Linked DNA regions of Homo sapiens: region 1 is linked to region 2. Evidence: chromatin loops called from intact Hi-C (ENCODE). Cell type or tissue: GM12878. All regions are shown on one strand. Links, peaks and the distances in the headings refer to the core of each region. The heading gives the core; the rest is flanking DNA.

The links. A loop is a pair of places that touch in the nucleus more often than their neighbours do. Peaks named below come from ENCODE experiments on the same cell type or tissue, not always from the same donor. Only the 100,000 strongest peaks of a DNase experiment are listed, where the experiment ranks them.
Region 1: a loop joins it to region 2, with 6 times the contacts of the local background. A loop is called at or near these places in 1 of 110 quality-filtered maps.

What each region holds. Positions count from the first base shown.
Region 1 is chrX:31,176,227-31,181,613 of GRCh38, forward strand. It overlaps DMD (dystrophin), which reads right to left. Exons shown (of 79, transcript NM_004006.3): 69 at 4,144-4,255; 70 at 2,443-2,579; 71 at 1,706-1,744. Among named protein-coding and RNA genes, the nearest start is that of FTHL17, 110 kb to the left of the region's middle. In GM12878, for the core only: no CTCF peak of the experiment used is centred there; DNase peaks (open chromatin) are centred at 2,035, 2,698 and 3,215; H3K27ac peaks cover 854 bases.
Region 2 is chrX:31,097,346-31,102,732 of GRCh38, forward strand. No RefSeq gene overlaps it. Among named protein-coding and RNA genes, the nearest start is that of FTHL17, 28 kb to the left of the region's middle. RefSeq lists an enhancer at 2,650-2,729. In GM12878, for the core only: no CTCF peak of the experiment used is centred there; a DNase peak (open chromatin) is centred at 2,456; H3K27ac peaks cover 1,542 bases.

The DNA of each region.
Region 1 (5,387 bases), core at 129-5,128, 79 kb after region 2:
TTAAAACTTCCCACTATTTCTGAATAATCTAACCAACTCTTCATAAAAAGGCAAATTGGGAGGTGTGTTTTAGTTGTTAGAAAATATTTTTAAATAAAAGATGTTATTAATTTTAAAGTCTTTCAACGTTTAAGACAGACAAAATCTTCTACTTAAAATAAGTTAATCTGATTGTCATAATGTTTTTCTCATTAGCTTACGTGTAGCTCCTTTTTGCCTTTCAAGGACTATTAATTACTCTTTGTTTATTATTTGGTGCTACTTTTATCTATGTATTTGTAACAACTGTTCTTTAGCATATTTGTCGTTTGGATTTCTTACTCGGTTAAACTTATTTCCACATAGAGTAAATCCATTCCCTTATCAGGATCCAATCAAGCTGAAACTGTAGTGTATCAACTCTTTAAAAGTTTCTTATTTATGAACGGTTGTAACTTCTATAACAGACTACCTGGGTTAGGAAACACAATTTCCAAGAGGCAGAGGACATAACTGAACCTAAATAACTCCCTAAGTTCTTTAAGCATGATGATTAAATAAATCAGATAATATACTACTTATAGCTACCATATCTCAAAATTAAGGGGCGCAATAACGAAGTTTTAAAAAGGAAAGCATAGCCTTCCACTTCCTTTAGGCCTATTAAAGACTGAAAATAAACCTCAATTAATAATATGCATTTATCACGACAGGGTTTTTAAAAAAGGATCTAGTTTAGATTAAATTATATGGTGGAACAATAAAAAAGATTTAATAAAAAGAAATTGAATTCTTACACAAGCTTATCTTCCGAATTGGTCATTTCCCCTTTATCCATAACAGAGCTGTCTGATTTTCAATAAATATTTTAATAAAGCATACTTTGAAATACCAAAAGTTTGTTATAACAACCCTACATAATGTAGTTTTAAAATAGGCACTTTGTTTGCTAATATAGAAATCACAGGCCCCAAAAAAGAGTTTTCTAGCATTATAAACTCTGAGATAAATCATCTGCTGGTATCTAAGCTCAGTATTATTAATACACACCAATAGTAATAACAAAGAAATACTTTCCTCCTAGAGCAAATGTATAATTGTTTATGAGCTGAATATTTAGCTTGGAGAGGAGAGCAAAGTGAGTTTAGTTCAAAATTTAGAAACCCTTGTATATAATGATTAGTCAAATAGCATGGCATAACCTGATAAACAGTCCGCACACCTCATTAAAATTATTCAACCAAACTCAGCATCATACTTTAAAACGAATTCTGCTGATTTTTAATAGTCCACTTATAACAGACCCTAAAGATTCTAAAAAGCATCGAATCTCAAGAAATATGGCTAAAGAATGTTATTATGTAATCAGAAGCTTCTTCCTTGCTTTTATATGAAGAAATATATAAACATGTCTCCCAGGAATACAGCTAAAACTCCAATAACTTCTTTGATTATAATTTGAATTCAAGCCAGGATTTCTGCTGGTTTGAATTTCACCTGGTGGAGGAACCAAAAAACCCACTCTGATTCTCCTGATCTGTGTAGATGGTACTTTCAAAGTCTCATCAAGAAAAGAAAAAAAAAAACTGAAATGAAGGAAGGGGAATTAATATGTCCATAAAACAAAACAAAACAAAAGAAAACAAACAAATAAACAGAACAAAAGAGAACCAAGCGAGCGAATGTGTTGGTGGTAGCAGCACCCTTCAGCAAAAAAAGTACTCACGCAGAATCTACTGGCCAGAAGTTGATCAGAGTAACGGGACTGCAAAACAAAAAATGAGGTGGTGAAGGAGACACACGCAAACTCAGCCGCAAAAAAATTTACTGAAAGGTCAAAATAAATAAAATCCAGCCAATTAAGTATGAACCATGGAAAGCAATAGCCAAACCAAGGTGTAAAGTGAATTAAAAGAAAAACACACAGTTGTGTGACTGCCATCAGAGTTAAGGCAAAAAAGAGGAGCAGGTTGAAAAGAGGTGAAGACGTCCCCTTTGATCTTGAGAATCATTACTACTTACTGTGAAGTAGTTTCCTGTGACTATATTTTCTTTTGAGTAGAAACAAGTGACTAGATATGACCACACAATGAGATACAAAAAGACACACATTTACTGATTTGTGAGAGAGGAAAATCAAAATGAAATACTGGAATCACTCATTTGTAAACAGTCCCATATTTCTTATAAGGCTTGTAAGGCAATTAGTGGCTGTATTGTGTTGTGGTTTTTTTTTTTTTTTCCCCCTGTGAGATAAAGTTTAACTTTTGGAAAAAGAAATTGTCAAGTGACGTGGGAAAGTGGCAACTGGACATCAGCTTATTTTTCTCTTTTCAGCTAATGTAAATAAAAAGAAAGAAATAGAAGAGACTGTTTGCATTTGGGAGTGAAGGAGGGTGTTCAGCTGAGAGGAGTTCAAATATACATCAAACAAGAGTGTGTTCTGCTTTTGCTACTACTCACGTTTCCATGTTGTCCCCCTCTAAGACAGTCTGCACTGGCAGGTAGCCCATTCGGGGATGCTTCGCAAAATACCTTTTGGTTCGAAATTTGTTTTTTAGTACCTTGGCAAAGTCTCGAACATCTTCTCCTGATGTAGTCTAAAAGGGAGATCATGGTGAGATCAGATTTAGGACAGGATGATTTCAAAACTAATGACCACTCCAGTCTTCTGCCCCATGACACTTGTTTTGTAATTAAGGAGAGTGTTGTGGTTGTGAGCAAAGGCTTTGGAATCAGACAAATGGGGCTCTGAAACCAGGCCTGGCATGTACTAATTTGGCTGAGTTATTTACTTCTCAGAGGCTCTGATCATCAGTAAAATGGGAGCAACAACACCTCAACACGTTGTTATGATAAATAAAAGAAACATACAAGCTTACTAGGCTACTCAATAAATGGTAGTTTATAGGTCTTAAGGTCAAAAAGGTGACATTAAATTTTACCACACTTTATGGTATTTTAAAAACTACTTAGTACAAAATGATAGCATGCTTCACCCACTAAATTTCGGTCTATTCATAGCATGGTACATTCTCAATCACTGACCATCTCTATAAGAGGAATAAAAGTGAGACAGGCAAATATCTGGGAGGATCACTCTGATGATGGAAGAGAGAGATGCTCTAAAGCAGAGCTTCTCATACTTTGTTGTGTATGGGAACCAGCTGCAGATCTCGCTAAAATGTGGGTTTTGATTTAGAGCATCAGGAGTTGGGGCCTGTGGTTTCACATTTCTAATAAAGACCAAGGTAATGCCAATAGACATATGATGATTAGTCAACAGACCGTATCTTGAATAGCAAGCATGCAAAGTTTAGAGAAGAGGAGACTGTAAGAATTAAAGAAAGAGAAGAGAAACACGAAGGGTGGCTCTACAGTCAACAGGGACAGGTTTATTTTAGAAAAAACAAACCTGAGAGGAGCCTGTCTTTAATTCTTAGGCAGATTTGTACTCAGGTCTGTCTGGCCACCAAGTCTACATCCTTGCCATTTCCCTAGTGATTTTTCACAGTTCTATTGGCCACTTAACATTTTCCTAAAATAACATCTTAGGAGATGGCTTCAACTCTTACTTATAGAACCTTGAGTAAATTATTTAACCTCAGGACCTCAGGGTCCTCATCTGTATAGAGGGGATAAAAATCATAGTACTTATTTTACACAGGGTAGTTTAAAAGGTAAATGCCTAGCATTTAGTAAGTGTTAGCATATAAAATGGATTTTTAAAATGTCACTAGTATACAGGACAGATAATAGGTGAGCAACATTGATTAAAAGTGGTAGTTTATGAATTTGGGGGAACCTAGAACCATCCCCCATACTCAACATGCCTCATGGCCATAAGATCGCCCCACACAACCTCTAAGGCTGTGCAAAATAAACGTGAAAACGTCTTCAATACAACCATGCACACAGAATGAAAACCCTATTTATTCATCCAACAATATTTATTGAGGGTCTATCATGTTCCATATGTGCCAGGCACTCCCCTAGGCACCAGGGATAGGGTAAATCCTGAAGCCTACAGTTGAGAGCCACTTTAGCTGGGGAACATCTGGGGAAGTGACAAATCACAGCATTATACATGATCTGCAGTATTGTACAAAACTGAAATTTATCCCAGGTGAACTAACTCTCACGTCAGGCTGGCGTCAAACTTACCGGAGTGCAATATTCCACCATGGGATAGTGCATTTTATGGCCTTTTGCAACTCGACCAGAAAAAAAGCAGCTTTGGCAGATGTCATAATTAAAGTGCTTTAGACTCCTGTACCTGATAAAGAGCAAAAACAAACACGTATGTATTTCTTCGAATCAAATTCCCAAAGAACACTCTTTAATAAACCTTCTACCACGTTCTAATTTGAGAAACAGAAAGCAATGTTCATTAGTCCCACAAGGTAAGTGATTAACTTTCTGCCTCCAGATTTTTCCGGTGCCTCTCCTACAGTACCAAAACATTTTGGCAGAAAGATTATCCTATAAACATATGGAAGGAGGGAAGAAAAACTCAGCTTTTATTTAAACTCCACTAGGAACTCTTTGAGATTAAGTAGGAAGGTACTGGAAAATTTCCAGTCTTTTGAAAACCAAATACTCAAATTTAAAAGAACTTCCAGGAGCGACAGACTTACGCTGTGCATGCCCCTTACCCATCATGGGACAAAAGTTTTCTGAAGCAATTATTTTCAAAACATTGTCAAGATAAAGCAATTTCACAAGACAAAAGAAATGTGAACAAGAACTTTCAATTAAAACAAGTCTCGCTTTAATAATGTTTTCTAATTGACTGATACGATTCATCTTCAAACAGTTACTCGAATGAACTCTTTTATCTCTATCTCTTCAGAAATCTCTCACCCCATTACCTACAAATGATAACTGAAGCCCCAAGAGAACATGAAATTTGGATTAGATGGAAGAATTTATAATCTGTAAATACTAGTTGGTACATTTCCTCCATTATCAGAATGCGATATTCTTTGTTTCATACTCTCCTGCCTTTTGCTTTCTCAGATAAGAACCTTAGCCAATTCAAATAAACATATTTCTTATGTCACATATGGGGAAGTGGGAAGGAAAGCTATCTTTTTTAGATTCCAGCCATCTTTCAAGAGGGGGACAGGAGGAATGAGAAGTGCTGGGTCCTAAAATAATATAATATGATAAGGGCAAAAGAATTGAAGGTGAAAGTGCTCTTTCAGATCCTCCAAGGCATTCTTCTTCTTTATTTTATAAAAATTTCCCTTGTATACAAAGCCCACTAGCTAAGGAAGCAGAGAAAAGGTAGCTTAGAAATCTAATGCAGTCACTGTGGCTTCCCTTCCCCACTCCCCACCCCCATGGTATCATTTTTACCTGCCAAGAAACCGGGAAGGAAAGAAGGTGACCTTTGCAAGCAGTAC
Region 2 (5,387 bases), core at 329-5,328:
GGCATGGGCGAACAAGTGCAGAATCTGGCCAGCTGCTTTGGCTGCTGGCAGGAGCAGGCTCCATGAGGGCCCTGCGGTGGTGCCCACGTAGGGGTGCCTGCAATCCCCGAAACCTCAAAGGACATGTTACACTGCTCTCTTAGCTCCACCGTCCGTGGACAGTGGAGTGTTATCCGTTCAGTGGGCCCCTTGCCTCGTCGTGTGCGGTGGCTGCCTTCTGCCAGTGAGGGTAAAGGGCCAGTGTGACAGCCTTTTTTGGGTACCAGCACTTGGTGGGTTCAGAGCACTTGACCAGTGTCGAAGAAGAATGAGGTTGCATGGACACTTGAAGGATGGTGGAGGTGGAGAATTTTATTTAGGGATGGAAATGTCTCACAGTGGAGAGGGGAGCTGAAGAGGAGGCAGGACGGGCAGGTAATCTTCCCTGACATCTGGCAGTCTCCAGCCAGCTCTTCTCCGAAGTTAAGCCATCACTCCTCCAAAGTCCAGCTGTCCCTCTGAAGTCAAGTTGCCTCTCTCCAGTCAAGCTGCGTCTCCCTTTCTACCTACTGAGTCTGGGGTCTTTATAGGGATATGATGGGGGGCAGGGAGGGTCATAAGTAATTTTGGGAAAAGGCAACATTCAATAGGTAGAAAGACATTATTCAGAAAGAGTCAACTGGGAGAGAGCGAGCAAACAGGGATAGAAGTTCTCACTTTGGGCTGTGGGTTTCAGCTTGAAGGTGGGGTTTTGCTAGGTCCCACCCTTGTCTGCCTAGAATTTCTCTGCCTCTAGCCTCTATCGATGTTGCCACTTTTTTCCCTCATTGTAGCGAAGAGCAGGAACTTCTGTGTATATCTGAAAGATTAAAAAAAAAAACACTTTTAGACCAGTGTATGGATATGTAAGGCTTTCATAACAAAGAAAAGAAAACTTTAAAAATAAATCAGGCCAGAAAGATGACGTAATCAGGGAATAAGGGGGAGGAAGGAAACATTAAACATTAAATTTTTGTTCCTTTGGTACATAGTCTCTAAGCCATTGTTTATAAAGACTCATATTTTTATATAGTTATAATCCAGTGAACATGCACTATTTCTGCTTTTCTCATTTAATATTATTTCACACTGCATTTCCAGAAATGGATGTAATCTTTATTATTTTCATTTTAATGACTTTGTAATGTTCTATTATTATAATTCCCCTATTGTTGGGCATTTGAGTTGCTTCCAATTTTCCAACATTATAAATAGAACATCTTCCTGCAAATTCCTTCTTTTGCCTTGCAGATTATTACTTCCTTGGATTAACTTCCCTAAAGTCCTCTTTTTCCCAGTCCATTACTTGTTTATTTAGTTCCATATACACATTTTTTTCTTCTCTGTCCTGCCCCAACCCTGTACTTGACAGAGTTATATGCTCCTGCTAGGTACCGTCATGCCATTCTGCATTTCCCCCATTACAATTTACCATGCTTGCTTTTAATAACATATTTGTTTTCCTAGCTAGACTGCAGGCTCCATGTGGGAAGGGCCGATATATCTTTTCGTATTGGTTCCCCATTACTTATATCACATGTGCTCAATATCTATTTATTGATATCTATCTACCTATCTATGACTTTCTTTCCCTTCTTCCTTCTTCAAGTCTCATTTGACATTAATTACCTCAACAGTTAATACATGAGCAACTCTTTGTGTCCTATTATAATAAACCTACTGGCTTTGCTGTAGTTATTAATAGATAATTGCTATCCCTAAACGAAACCATTTTTTGGCATTGGGCCCTGTCTGCTATAATCTTAAGTCAAAGGGCAAGGCTAGTCAGTACTCCCCTCAGAAGTGACTTAATTATAGGTAACACAATTTTTAAAGAATTAAGTAAGGCTGTACAGTTATTCTGACATCGAGATGCAGCCTTGTACTTAAAATGGCTGTGTTTTAGTTCAGGTTCCCTAGAAACAGACTGTGTGAGATGGAGATTAGTGCGAAAGAAGTTCATCAAAGCATACTCCAGGGAGGCATACCCTGGGAGGTACTAAAGGAAGCAGGGCTGGGTAGAGGGAGAAGTTGAACTGTGACGCAGCCCCCTCATCCAATTCCACAGGGAGCTCTAGGGTTGGGATGGTCCTTCAGAGTCGTCTTATATTGGAGTGAGGGGGCCAAGCCTTGTATCTACCCTTCATTGGCCAACCATTGAATGCAGGAAAGGGGCATGGCTTTGGAAGAGAAAACTACCTTCAACTGAGGGTAGTTTCCAGAAAGGGTCTGAGCCATAAGCCAGCACCAGACAACATTGTTAGCACCTGGGAAGATGAGTGCCTCAGTTCTGAAAGGGGCATGTGGCCAGGCACCATGGCACCCACCACAGGGGAGATGAGTCATCTCAAAGTGGGGTGCCATGAGAATAGATTAGCAGCTGTTTCAAGAGGACGGAGCCAAGTGACTACTTCCACTCAACTTAATTCCTAGTACTACCCTGAAGTTCAAAGGAGGTAATGGCTGAAATCCCCCAAATTTGTGTGGTCTCAGGGTGTTTTTAAAAGAAACATAACAGTTACCAGCCTCCTTTCCCTCAAGGTGTTTTCCCCCACATGCCTTCCCCGACAGCTGTTTCCTCATTTTGAAACCCCAGGAGATGAGTCAGGGAGATCTTGTGATATAACCAGGAGGTCTGGCCTCAAAAGATGAGGACCTCCCAGGGGCCTCCAAAGATGCCCTGAGCCTGGGGATGGGCCTGCTGTTATCCACACCTTTTCCTCAACAAACCACCACCCATGAGACAGTTTCAAAGGGAACAGTGGACATGAATCCAACTACACAAACTTATTTATAAGGCTGAATTAGCTCATGTCTGCAAAGCACTTTGAGCAATTTGGATAGACTTCTTAAATTGTTTACCTAACGTATTACCTCACCTTTAAGTCAATTTCATAGAATGGGCTAAATACAGCTTCCATTAGAAAATAATCTTATCATGAGTTTTTTCAACATCTAATATGTATTATCATTGGTGGTTAAGTAAAGTCAGCTTGTTGAGGCAAGACCATTATTTTTCACATATTTTTCATAAATTTTCATTTACAAACTTTTAAGAATGGATTCTGATTTTTGTGCTAAAAAATTATGCCTGGTACAGACCATATTGTAATGAATACTTTTAGGCTGAAGGAATCAGTCATATTTTCAACATAAGGTAACCAGATGTCTTAATTATGTATGTGTGTGCATGTTTTAGCAAGTTTTATATTAGAATCTTAGCTCCCTGGATACAGATAGCCCCAATGTCCTCTAGGATCTCTGGCAAAAGAGTGCTTTAGGGGCACAAACTCTATGCCAGCTTCAGGTATGCATAGAATATTATAATGTGTGAAGTCACCACAGTGGTCAATTAAAAAAAAATCTGGTTACAAGGAAATCTGTTTCCTGCTACTCTGGCTGCTGCTTCAGCTTCAGTAAGGACAAAGTATGGTCTTCTCTCGTCCACTAATATGTAACCTAAGAGTTTCACAGTATTTGATCATTTATGAATGAGTTAGTTTGGGGGTTGGGAAGTATGGCTTGATAGATATAGTGTAGCTCTTTTTGTAATCAATGCACGATACAAACCAGTATTTAAGAACCCCTGGCTGGGCGCGGTGGCTCATGCCTGTAATCCCAGCACTTTGGGAGGCTGAGGTGGGTGGATCACTTGAGCTCAGGAGTTTGAGACCAGCCTGAGCAACATGGCAAAACCCTGTCTCTACAACAAATACAAAAATTAGCTGGACATGGTGGCACACACCCCTGGTCTCAGCTACTTGGGAGGCTGAAGTGGGAGGATAACTGAGCCCGGGGAGGTTGAGGGTGCAGTTAGCCATGATTTTCCCACTGTACTCCAGCTTTGGTGACAGAGTGAGACCTTGTCTCCAAAATAAACAAAAAAACCAAAAAGGATGGGCCCAGTGGCTCACACCTCTAATCCCAGCACTTTCACAAGCCAAGGCGGGTGGATCACTTGCTTGAACTCAAGAGTTCAAGACCAGCCTGGGCAACATGAAGAAACTCAGTCTCCACAAAAAAATACAAAAATTAGCCAGGAGTGGTGGCACACACTTGTGGTCACAGCTACTCAGGAGGCTGAGGTGAGAGGATCACTTGAGCCCAGGAGGCAGCCGTGAGCTGAGATTGTGCTACTGCCTCCAGCTTGGGAGACAGAGCAAGACCTTGTCTCAAAACAAAGAAAGAAAGAAAGAACTCCTAATGGGGGTTATGCTGGGATGGATGTTCACTGCCTTCAGGCCCACCAGGTCAGCAATTGAGGTTATATATACTTTTTGTAGTAGCCACTCTTTGCCCTGTTTCTGTATCAGTCAGATTTCTTAGTTGCAAACAACAGAACCCCTCTTGCTAGTTTAAGCTAGAAAAGAGATTTATTCAAGGGTACAGTCATCCCCCTATCCATGGTTTTGCTTTCTTGGTTTCAGTTGCCTGCAGTCAAATGTGGTCTGAAAATATTAAGTGAAAAATTCCTGAAATAAACAAATCATAAGTTAAATTGCACACTGTTCTGAGTAGCATGATGAAATCTCATGCAGTTCCACCTGGGATGTAAATCATCAGTATCCACACTGTGGACACTACCCACCCAACTAGTTACTTAGAAGTGTCTCAGTTCTCAGATTAACTGTTATAGTTGCTTGTGTTCAAGTCACCCTTATTTTACTTCATAATAGCCCCAAAGTGTGCAAGAGTAGTGATGCTGGCAATTTGGATATGCCAACGAGAAGCCACGAAGTGCTTTCTTTTAGTGAAAAGGTGAAACTTCTAGACTTAATAAGGAAAGAAAAAAATCCTATATACTGAGATTGCTAAAATCTATGATAAGAACAAATCTCCTATCTGTGAAATTGGGAGGAAGGAAAAGGAAATTCATGCTGGTTTCATTGTCGCACCTCAGACTGTAAGAGTTATCGCCACCGTGTGTGATAAGTGCTTAGTTAAGATGGAAGAGGCATTAAATTTGTGGATAGAAGACACGAACAGAAATGTGTTTCATGCTAATTGTGGTTTCAGGCATCTATTGGGGGGTCTTGGGATGTATTCCCCTGTGATAAGCAGATACTACTGTATTATAAAGTTCACATGCTCTCCACAGGGGCTGGAGTCCTTCAATAGAACTGCTTCAGTGGGAACAATGCTGCCACCATTTCTTAGGACAGGCAACTCTGATCACATCATTAGGCATTGGATGCAACTGCTAGGAACTCTGCCACTTGATGCTTCTAGAGACTGGGTGTATCGGTTGCTGCCCACATCATAATGGAGTCCAGGCAGTGCCTGCTTCTTTGGGTCACAAACTTCTGATTCAAACTCTGGCATAGGTGTGTCTCATTGGTAAAGGTTAGCATTCTATGTCTATATCCTTG